Linked DNA regions of Homo sapiens: region 2 is linked to region 1. A link is a loop called in an ENCODE intact Hi-C map of the cell type or tissue named here. Cell type or tissue: ovary. All regions are shown on one strand. Links, peaks and the distances in the headings refer to the core of each region. The heading gives the core; the rest is flanking DNA.

What was found. Hi-C counts contacts between places; a loop is a spot of excess contacts. Peaks named below come from ENCODE experiments on the same cell type or tissue, not always from the same donor. Only the 100,000 strongest peaks of a DNase experiment are listed, where the experiment ranks them.
Region 2: a loop joins it to region 1, with 4 times the contacts of the local background. A loop is called at or near these places in 3 of 110 quality-filtered maps.

The regions. Positions count from the first base shown.
Region 1 is chr9:114,692,485-114,697,861 of GRCh38, forward strand. It overlaps LOC105376231 (a long non-coding RNA gene), which reads left to right and starts at 3,366. Exons shown (of 2, transcript XR_007061745.1): 1 at 3,366-5,377. RefSeq lists enhancers at 4,457-4,506, 4,517-4,636. In ovary, for the core only: no CTCF peak of the experiment used is centred there; no DNase peak of the experiment used is centred there.
Region 2 is chr9:114,751,699-114,757,075 of GRCh38, forward strand. No RefSeq gene overlaps it. Among named protein-coding and RNA genes, the nearest start is that of TNFSF15, 52 kb to the right of the region's middle. In ovary, for the core only: no CTCF peak of the experiment used is centred there; no DNase peak of the experiment used is centred there.

The DNA of each region.
Region 1 (5,377 bases), core at 146-5,145:
GTGGGACCACCTTGCCCAAATATATGCAGGAATCATTTTATTGATTGATTGATTGATTGATTTTTGAGCCTGAGTCTCCTGTCGCCCAGACTGAAGCTCAGTGATGTTATCTTGGCTCACTGCAACCTCCACCCTTGGGGTTCAAGTGATTCTACTGCCTCAGCCTCCTGAGTAGCTGGGATTACAGGTGCCTGCCACCACGTCTGGCTACTTTTTGTATTTTTAGTAGAGACAGGGTTTCACCATGTTGTTCAGGCTGGTCTCAAACTCCTGACCTCAAGAGATCCGCCCGTTCGGCCTCCCAAACTGCTGGGATTACAGGCGTTAGCCACTGTGCCTGACTGGCAGAAATCATTTTAAGGAAAGTAAGCATAATAGTAACATTTGTGACATTAACTATGTGTAAGACACTGTGCCAAGTGCTTTGCTGTGGAGACAACTATCTAAGATGAAATCCCAGCTCACCGTATGTTAGCTGTGTGACCTTAGATGACTTATGTGGCTTCTCTGAGCTTCAGTGTCCATGCCTGTAAGTGGCATGGTAATGCCTAATGGCTTTTTGAGGATGCATTGAAACATTGAACTCAAAGTTTTAAGCACAGAGTAAACACTCAATACCTAATGTTGCTGTTTTGTTGTTATAATTCATGCATTTCTTACAAAATTCAGGACAGTCGTGAATTTTGTGGCAGATAGAGCATTCTGAGGGCCCTGGGCTTCAGTGCTATTTTGAATTTTTTTTTTCCTCAAGGGGAGAGATAAGTACACTTGAGGTTTAGAGTAAAAGTAAGAGGATTCTTGAGTTGTAAATTACGTAAGTCTGATTTATCAAATATAAAGTGGGAAGTTTCTTTCATTGCAGAACTATAAAGATTTATAGGACTTTTAGAAAGCTGTAATTACACTCTGAGTAAAGGTTTCTTTCCTCTTTATAAAGTACACATATGGGCTATGTAATTTGATGATGGTAAATTAAAATGTAGTTTTCTCTATTCCTACTCCAAACAGGACCATATAAATGTTGCCTGGCTGGATTTTGACTATCAGACCACTCCCTTTCCATATCTTTTTGGGTCTCTGCTTCCTTAGATGGAGTCCCAGGCAGGAGTTGAGCAACATAATTGGATCTTTGTTCTCTGACCTCTACTGGGTGCTTGAGGGTTATAGCTAGAGGCCTTAATGGACTAGATGCCTGCACCAGACAGCTGCTTCTATGTAACTTGAAAAGCAGCAAGAGCGAGCCCAGGCAGATCTTTTTCCAACACAAGTTTCTGCTAGGTGTTGGCCTTTTTGTTCACTAAATAGCTTCAGACTGAAGGGGCAATGTCACCTAGGTGTGTAAATAGGTTCATCTTTGCTAGCATCTGATGGAAGGCCAACCCCTTCAAAATCTTCACTTTGATTTCTAGCAAGGAAAGAGCCAGGAGGAGCTTAAGAGCCCATGCGGACTAACTCTCCCTTGCTCCCACTGTATAGATAGGAACACTGAGGTCCCCGAGAAGGAAACATTTTGCCCACGGTCACAAGTTGAGTCCCTGGTTGAGCTGCGATATGGACCTACGTCTGTTTGATCCCAAACCTGTCTGCACTTGCAGCAAGACTTCTAATTGTTTCCCAGTTTCCTTTCACCACTTCTCCCTTAATAATAGAACTTGCAATTTGTGGCTGGAAATGTAACTGTCTGGAATAAAGACCATTATTTTCCAATCTTCTCTGCAGTGGAGGCAGCTGTGAGACTGAGTTCTTGCCAATGACAAATAACTGATAGCATCCTATGTGACTTCTGGAAACATTCTTTTGTCCTTCCTCCTTCCTGCTAGCTGGAATGTAGAGGTGATTTATTGCCACAATAATGCTTAGTAATAAATACAAAACCTCAGTGGCTTATGGCAATGCCTGTTTCTTGCTCTTGTGCCCGGGATGGCCGGCCAGTTCTGCTGAAATTGGTTGGGGTTGGTCATACATCAGGGCAGTTGGCTGGCTACTGGATGGTCTATAATGGGCATGGCTGGGACAACTGGGTGACTTGACCCTGGTTCATGTCTCTCATCTTCCAGCAGGCTGGCTTATGCCCATGGAAGAGGCTACAAGGGATAAATAGGAACATGCTAGTAATTTTTCTTGCCTCTGCTTGTGCCATGTTCTCTGATTTTCTGCTGGCTAAAACAAGAAACATGGCTAGGGCCCAGAGACAGAGTAGGAGGACACCTCACTTTTATATCTATGTCATGGGTGTAGGGTAGAAGGAAAGCTGGGGCCTTAATGGATCCAATCTATTGTTGATGGATGACTGAATGAATGGAGGGATGGATGGAAAGGCAGCGAAAAAAGGCAGACAGGGGAGGAAGTTCTCTTGACCGTGTCCAATACAGGGGGAAAGTAAGCACTAGAGAGCAGTTTCCCATGGCTCTACGGTTCTCTGAGACCCTCCTGGCTTGGAGACTGCGCATGGCACACGGGGGTGCTTGGAGCTTGTGGGGTGTTTATTTCATGACTTGCTTCTCTGTTGGGGAACCTTTGCTTCTGAGTGAGTCATTGCGAAAGGCTTCTTAAGCTTCACTTTCAGGTTGGGAAGAGTCTATTTTGGAGATGAGAAGCCTTTTCAGAGGTCCTGAGCTTATAACATGAAAACAGTTGTGCTGTGGCCTGAGAACTGAACTGAGAAGCAAGGGACATGTGTTTCAGTCCCACCTCTGCCAACTCAGGAAAAAAACAAAAGCAAACCAAGAACAAAACACATCAGAAGTAGGAATCTCTCTTGGGCAATTTCTAAGTACTATAGAACTTGTCAGCAAGAGAGAAGGCCAAGGAAAAAGTTTTGTTGTTGTTGTTGTTTGTTTTTTTTTTGAGACTAAGTCTTGCTCTGTCACCCAGTCTGGAGTGCAGTGGCATGAACTTGGCTCACTGCAACCTCTGCCTCCCAGGCTCAAGGCATCCTCCTGCCTCAGCCTCCTGAGTAGCTGGGATTATAGGCACCCACCACCATGCCTGGCTAATTTTTTTTTTTTTTGTATTTTTAATAGAGACAGGGTTTTACCATGTTGATCAGGCTGGTCTTGAACTCCTGACCTCAAGTGATCCACCCACCTCAGCCTCCCAAAGTGCTGGGATTACAGGTGTTAGCCACTGTGCTCAGCCAGAAAAAGTTTTAAGAATTCATTTTTTTTTTTTTTTTTTTTTTTTTTTGAGACAGAGTCTCGCTCTGTTGCCCAGGCTCTGGAGTGCAGTGGCATGATCCCGGCTTACTGCATTTTAACCCAGGCTTCATGGTTCTTTGAGCTTCTGATAATATATTTTTTAAATAAGATACAAATTTTAAAGGAGATAAAACTAAGGTTGATAATTGAGTTTTCCTTTTTTTTTTTTTTTCAATTCAAGAGCAGGTACTGTTTATTAACTGACCAGATTAGAAAAATAATCATGGTAGACATCTTCATTTATTCTTCTAAGAAGGCTGTTGATCTGGTCCCCCCTGTTGTCAGCATTTCCACCTTCTACAAAATGGGTGGTCTTTTTCTTCATTCCACCTTCTGGAGAGGATGGTTTGGAGGGCCACAGGAAGTTACTTGCTTGTTTGAAGCATTTTCCAACAGTATAGATCTCATGAATCAGATCTTCCGTGCAGATGATACCATATTTACCAAGAGATTGAGCAATCAAAGTGTTACCTGTCAAAGCAATTCGCTTCTTATTGATTTTGCCATAACCACACTTACAGATTAGTTCATTTACTGACTTCAGATTTGGCTACCCACATGCAATATATGGTTCTACAATCCTCAGCATGTTAATTGAAGATGTGTTGAGCTTCACAAAGGTTCCATTGAAGATTTTATTTATTTATTTATTTAGAGATGGAGTCTCGCTCTGTCACCCAGGCTGGAGTGCAGTGGTGCAATCTCGGCTCACTGCAAGCTCCACTTCCCGGGTTCACGCCATTCTCCTGCCTCAGCCTCCTGAGTAGTTGGGATTACAGGCGTGTACCACCACACCTGGCTAAATTTGGGATTTTTAGTAGAGACAGTGTTTCGCCGTGTTGGTGAGGCTGGTCTCGAACTCCTGACCTCAGATGATCCACCCACGTCGGCCTCCCAAAGTGTTGGGATTATAGGTGTGAGCCACTGTGCCTGGCAGGGTCTACATTTTTATCAGTTCTGGAAGAGCCAGGATTTTGCCTTTATTAGGTTTGCCATTTCACCCGGTAGAAGGTGGAGAACTAAATCCCAGGAGCTTTGGGGGTCCCTTCCTGCTCTGACTTTGGGTGGTTTTGCAAGGTTCACTCCCAGAGAAAGGGAAAGGTCCCATTATCACATGGTGGTGTGAATCGGAATAAGACAACAGCAAAAAACAACTCCCACCATCCCCCAACTTTTACTATCTCTGGGGCCTCTTCTGAATCTCTCTGCAGAGAGAGATCAGGGATGCCCCGAAATTGAGATTGTGGTCGAGGACTGAGACCAAGTTATTCACAACATGGTTATATAATGGATGCTCAGTCATATCAGGACTCAGAAGATGTGAAGGGCCCCGCCCTGCAAGCTGTTTGAAGGTCATGATGGCTTCGCAGTGATGGGAAACAAGGCCAGTGTCTCTGTTTGTGGGTTCCCTGCACCAAGGGTATAATTCACTGGGGCTCTTCCCACCATGGCCTGGCCATGTCTCCACCCACCCACCCACCACCTGACTCCTGGAGAATGGGGGGGAAACTTTTATACTTAATTTTTTTTTGTCTTCTCCTCTTTTTCTGTGTTTTCTTCAAATTTGTTATAAGGGGGCAGCTTGGCAGAGGAAATGTGGTAGTGGCCTGAGGCCTTGGGGCTGAAAGAGCCCGGGGTCTGAAATCATCAGAATTGTCTCCAGATGAATTGAAACTGAGATGGAAAGCAGCATATGACTCATCGTGGGTAAGAAGCCACAGTCTTTTTTGTATGATTGTAACCCCCGGCCAAGTGAAAGCAGAATGACCCCTGTCTCTTCTTTGGGGTCACACAGCTACTCAGGAGGGTGAGAGAAAATGATGTCTATGAAGCACCTGCTATGGGATAGGCATTCTATCTAAACCTGTCCCATTTAAACCTGACAATGCACAGTGAGGGAGGTGTGAGTACCACCCCTGTTTTGTAGATGTGGCTCAAGGAAGGTAAAGAACACATCTTAGGGGAGAGGTTTCTGGTAGTCACTCTCCCTAGACCAGAGAGAATAAGTAATCCCTTGGTACCCTCCATTTTTCAGCCCCTCTGCCTTAAAAAGTGTGTGCTATAGAAGGGGAGGTGTCATGTCCACTCTGCTCTGTGTCTTTAGGAAAATCCCCTTTCCTCTCTGGTCTATTTCTGCTTCTGTAAAATAAAGTCTTTGGTATGAGGTCTTTTTGTGCTCA
Region 2 (5,377 bases), core at 297-5,296, 59 kb after region 1:
AGATAGCTGCTACCATTGTTCTCATTTCACAGATGAGAAAGCTAGGCTAAGATAGGCTAGATAACCTGTCTATTACCACATATTTGGTGGATGGCAGAGTCTGGATTTGAGTTCAGATATGTCTGCCTCTAGAATCAAAGAACTTAATACTATGGAATTTTGTATATGAGAGGAATTTGAGAAGTTTCCGGTATGCACTTTCTCAAAATTTCTTATGTTTATTCCCAAACTGCCTTTTCAAAAGCTGTACATAGTCTTTCTATCTATAATTCTGCTCTCTATATAAAATAACAATTCTGGCTTTTGATAAAAGTTATATGGTTGGCCGGGCGCGGTGGCTCACGCCTGTAATCCCAGCACTTTGGGAGGCCGAGGCGGGCGGATCACGAGGTCAGGAGATCGAGACCACGGTGAAACCCCGTCTCTACTAAAAATACAAAAAAAAAATTAGCCGGGCGCAGTGGCGGGCGCCTGTAGTCCCAGCTACTCGGGAGGCTGAGGCAGGAGAATGGCGTGAACCCAGAAGGCGGAGCTTGCAGTGAGCGGAGATCGCGCCACAGCACTCCCGCCTGGGCGACAGAACGAGACTCCGTCTCAAAAAAAAAAAAAAAAAAAAAAAAAAAGTTGTATGGTTAAGCCTTAATAAAAACTTTCCCGAAGGTACATGTATTTCTTTACTTTGACATCTCTACCATTTTGACTCTATGGTAGCCATTACTGCGGCTTATCAAATATTCCCAGATCTTTGCTTTCTGGGTATATGGTAGAATTGTACTTCTACCATCTCTGAATTTAGTATAGTTATATTATTTTCATTGCCCAAAGAAATGACCAGAGTGAGTGATGCGTGTCAAATTCCTGGGGACTCACACTGAACTTATAGTGGAAGCCAGAAATAAACTCTGGTTGTGTTAAGCCATTGAGATTTTGATTCTTTTTGTTAATGCAATGTAACCTAATTTATCCTGACAGATACAGCCTGATCTACAGTACCAATTTGCTGCTTCGTAATTCTCTAGCACAGAAGCATTGCTCTATTCAGGTTCCTTCAGAATACTTTGTATCCTCCTTCCTCTAACTCCTTTCACTGCCACCCTTCTTTCTGTCTTCTAAAATCTTATTTGCTATAGTAATAATGAAGTTATACTTCTTCCAGAAAGCCTCTCCAGACCACCCAAATCTATAAGCAAAATGTAAAAATAAAATAAAATAAAATAAAATATTTATCTACTGGGGCTTTGAATAAAGCAAGACTAAATTTAAATCCGCAGGTTGCCTGTTCACTCTGATGGTGGTTTCTTTAGCTGTGCAGAAGCTTTTTAGTTTAATTAGATCCCATTTGTCAATTTTGGCTTTTGTTGCCATTGCTTTTGGTGTTTTAGTCATGAAGTCCTTGCCTGTGACTATGGCCTGAATGGTATTGCCTAGGTTTTCTTCTAGGGTTTTTAGGCACATGGATGAAGCTGGAAGCCATCATTCTGAGCAAACTATCGCAAGGACAGAAAACCAAACACTGCATGTTCTCACTCAGGTGGGAACTGAACAATGAGAACACTTGGACACAGGGTGGGGAACATCACACACTGGGGCCTGTCCTGGGGTGGGGGGAGGGGGGAGGGATAGCATTAGGAGAAATACCTAATGTAAATGACAAGTTAATGGCCGCAGCACTCCAACATGGCACATGTATACATATGTAACAAACCTGCACATTGTGCACATGTACCCTAGAACTTAAAGTATAATAAAAAAATCTGTTTTCTGACACTAGGGGATTGACTTTGTGCAGGTAATTTGATGTTTTTGAAGCCTGTTGTATTCATTAAAGAATGTTTGCTACAGTAAGAGATAAACTTTTGGTGGCTTATTACAATAGAATTTTTTTCTCTTCTTCTAAGGTCACTAATCACGATCATAATAGAATTTTATTTCTCACTCACCTAAACTCCAACAGCAGGGGCCAGGGGCACTCTGCTCCATGCAGTGATTCAGGGAATCCGACTGAAAGAGCCTCTGTCATCTTCAGCATGTGGCTTCCAGGGTTCTCTGGGGTATGACATAGAGAAGAAGGGAGAGTAAAGGATTATACAGAGGTTTTTTTAGTTGTTTTTTATTTTTGTGATGGAGTCTTGCTCTGTCACCCAGGCTGGAGTGCAGTAGAGCTATCTCAGCTCACTGCAACCTCCGCCTCCAGGGTTCAAGTAATTCTCCTGCCTCAGCCTCCCTAGTAGCTGGGATTGCAGGTGCGTGCCACCATGCCTGGCTAATTTTTGTATTTTTAGTAGAGATGGGGTTTCACCATATTGGCCAGGCTGGTCTTGAACTCCTGATCTCCAGTGACCCACCAGGCTTGGCCTCCCAGAGTGCTGGGATTACAGGTGTAAGTCACCATGCCTGGCCTATACAGAGTTTTTAATGGGCCAGGTCTGGAAGTAGCACCTGTAACTTCTATTGGGCAGGACTAACTGCCAGGAAGTCTGGGAAATGTAGTCTACATGTATGAACAGTAAAAAGAGAACATGAGTTTGTTGAAAGCTTGCTAGTCATTGTTGTATGGAGTTTCTTCTCCCACTGTGTACAAAATGTAGGGACTAAATTCCATCTCATGATTTATTATGAGAATTGAATGAGATGCCATATAGAAAACACTCATACAGTGCCTAGCATATAGTAGGTGCCTGAAAATGTTTTGTTTCCCTACCTTTTGAATTTGTGCCTTTAATTTGGGCATTATATGCAAAATGGCCTCAGTTTATAATGTGACTTTATCACTGAGCTTTCCACTGAGCAAGATCTGATGATGGATGTAGTGCAGGTGTTTAATACAAATCTGGTGGTTGATTGCATTTGCTGAGATGGGGAGAAGGTTGAAACCTGCAGGCTCCAAAAGTCCAGAAGCAACAGACATCAGATAGCATATACTAGGCTCAGCTCTGAGCAGGGAGAAGTGGTTTATTCTAGGCAGAATAATTATGGTGATATGTTACTTCCCTTTTGCAAGATTGCTTGAAGAAGAAAGAGCAGTGGGCCCTGCTGTGACACCAAGACCACAGCAGCTGAGGAGCTATGGGTGTGTGAGGTGAGGCCAGAGAGTAGGTGGGGACAATTCTGCCATAAGAGGAAATGCTACCTTTTGTCAGATTTGACCTCCCTCCATACAGGAACCATTTTAACCACGGGTGAAGGGCTGGCAATTTGTGCGGTGAGGATAAAGGAAGTCCAGGCTCCAACTCTGATGGGGAATTTGAGATGAACAGAAATGACTATGGGTGATATCGCTTGGATTTTCTTCCTTTGTTCTCCTAAACAGGAATTTGGAGCTTCCAGGGTGATATTATTGATGATCAGACCCATGTTGGTTTTGGGAATTTGGCCTCCTGGTGTTCCCTTGTTTTTAGGAGATGTATAGTCAGGAGGAGTCCTCTCCTAGCTCTACTTCTTGACTTTATGACTCTTCACCTCACAGACTGTTAGTGTCTCCATTTAAGTGATGGGAGGAGTGCTATCTATTTCACAAGGCTTGTTGCAAGCAGCATGTAAATAACATATGATATTAAATGCACCACTGTCCTATCTCCTGAACCAGACTTGATTTTCCCCTAGGGTCATTTAGCTTTGAGAGCAGCACGACGATGCACTCAATTACTCAGGCCAGAAATCTGGACATCATACTTGCATTTTCTTCTTTCAACTCCTACATTCTATCAATTGCCAACGGCTGCTGTAAATAGCTCCTTAAGATCTCTGGCCCTCATTCGCCTCTCCATCCCTCTGCCCACACTTTAGTCCAGGCCACTGTTACCTCTTCTCTGGATGACAGCAACAGCCTCCAACAGGCCTTCCTAACCCCAGCGTCTCTCCCGACCAATTTCTTCTCCTGAGTGTAGCCAGAATAGCCTTCCTGAACTAGAAATCCTATCAATTCTTCCCGTTTCAAGCATATGCATGACTCCCCGTGACCCTCTAGAGAAGGTCTGGAATCATTAACGTGGCCTACGGTTCACCTTGTTCCCTGGCACCCTCTACTGCTCCAATGTCCTCTCTCTCTTTGTGCCCTTCATCTTCCCCTCTCACCCCCAGTGCTCTTCTCTCAGTTGTACTCAAGCCCCTCCAGTTTCCCAAACATCCTATCCTGTCTTGTACCTCCAGTCCTTTACCTGGGCCTTCTCCTTGCTTAAAACAGGCTCTTTTTTGCTAGGCTAACTCTTATTCAGTCTTGGAGGGGTAGCTCAGTTGTTCCTTCTTGCCTTGGGACAAACTTTCCTTGGGATACCCCTTCACCTCCTTCCTTGCCTGTAATCATCTGGTTCTTTGTCTGTTTCCCATACTAGGCACAAGCTCCTTAAAGCTAGTACTATCCATAGATCTAGGGCACATAAGGTCTTTAGCTTATAATTGTTGGATTTAATTGAAGTGATTTAACCATATAGAGTCCCTTTTCTGAAAGGCTTCCCAGCCAAAACAAGGTCAGTAACTATGATTATTAACTTCGCAAACACTAACACTATGCTAGGTACCTGCTCTCTCTTTCTGAATCAAACAGATTGGTCTCAAACAGCCTGTTTTCATGTCACTGGAGGCTACCAGGTAGTACTGGGATTGTAGCAGAGATAGCACCCTATTGCTACTAAATTCTTCTAAGTCTCGTTCAAAGAAGGTCTAGTTCTATGTGAATGACTTCCACGGGTCCCCAGGATCCAGAGGCTGAACAAGGTTGTTGGTCTTATCAGAAGGGAAGAAGAGGGCCACAGGAGTCAGCAGGGGGAATTTTTGGAGGGGACACTGTGTTTGTGGACTGTCAACTCTCCTTTCTCTTCCTCTCCTCTGAGGAGGGTGTTTGACTTGTCCTTCTCCTTCCTAAAAAATTGCCAAAGTCGAACTCCTGTTCCCTCACCCTCTTCAACACATTGAATTGGGCCAATTATCTCACTTCTGAAGCCTTTTGAATCCGATGACCTGGGGAGAACCAGAGACCCTGAAGCTGGTGGTGCTGGTTGTGGGAAAGGGTAGGTGAGAGCAGGTGGAAATGAGAGAGGAAGTGTGGGCAGGCTGGGCTCTCAGGGAACTGATAGGGAGTCTCCCGTAGGTACAGTGGGCCCCAGGAAGGTGTCTGGGCTTAAACTTTCTTGCTGGTTCCTCTAAGTGGACCACCAACTGGAAGAAGGGGCTTTTGCAGGCAGAGGCTATATGATGGACCACCCATGGAGGGGAGGGTTGAGAGAAGAGGAAGAGGTCAAGCCTCAGCTGGATCTGCCACACCAGGGGACTGGGTAGAGGGCAATCCCCAGAGAGCCCTTCAGAGAACCATAAACTGCCTCTACAAAAGGACCTGCATCTAAGCACCAGGCCCTAGAGTGAAACAGCCAGTCCCTTCAAG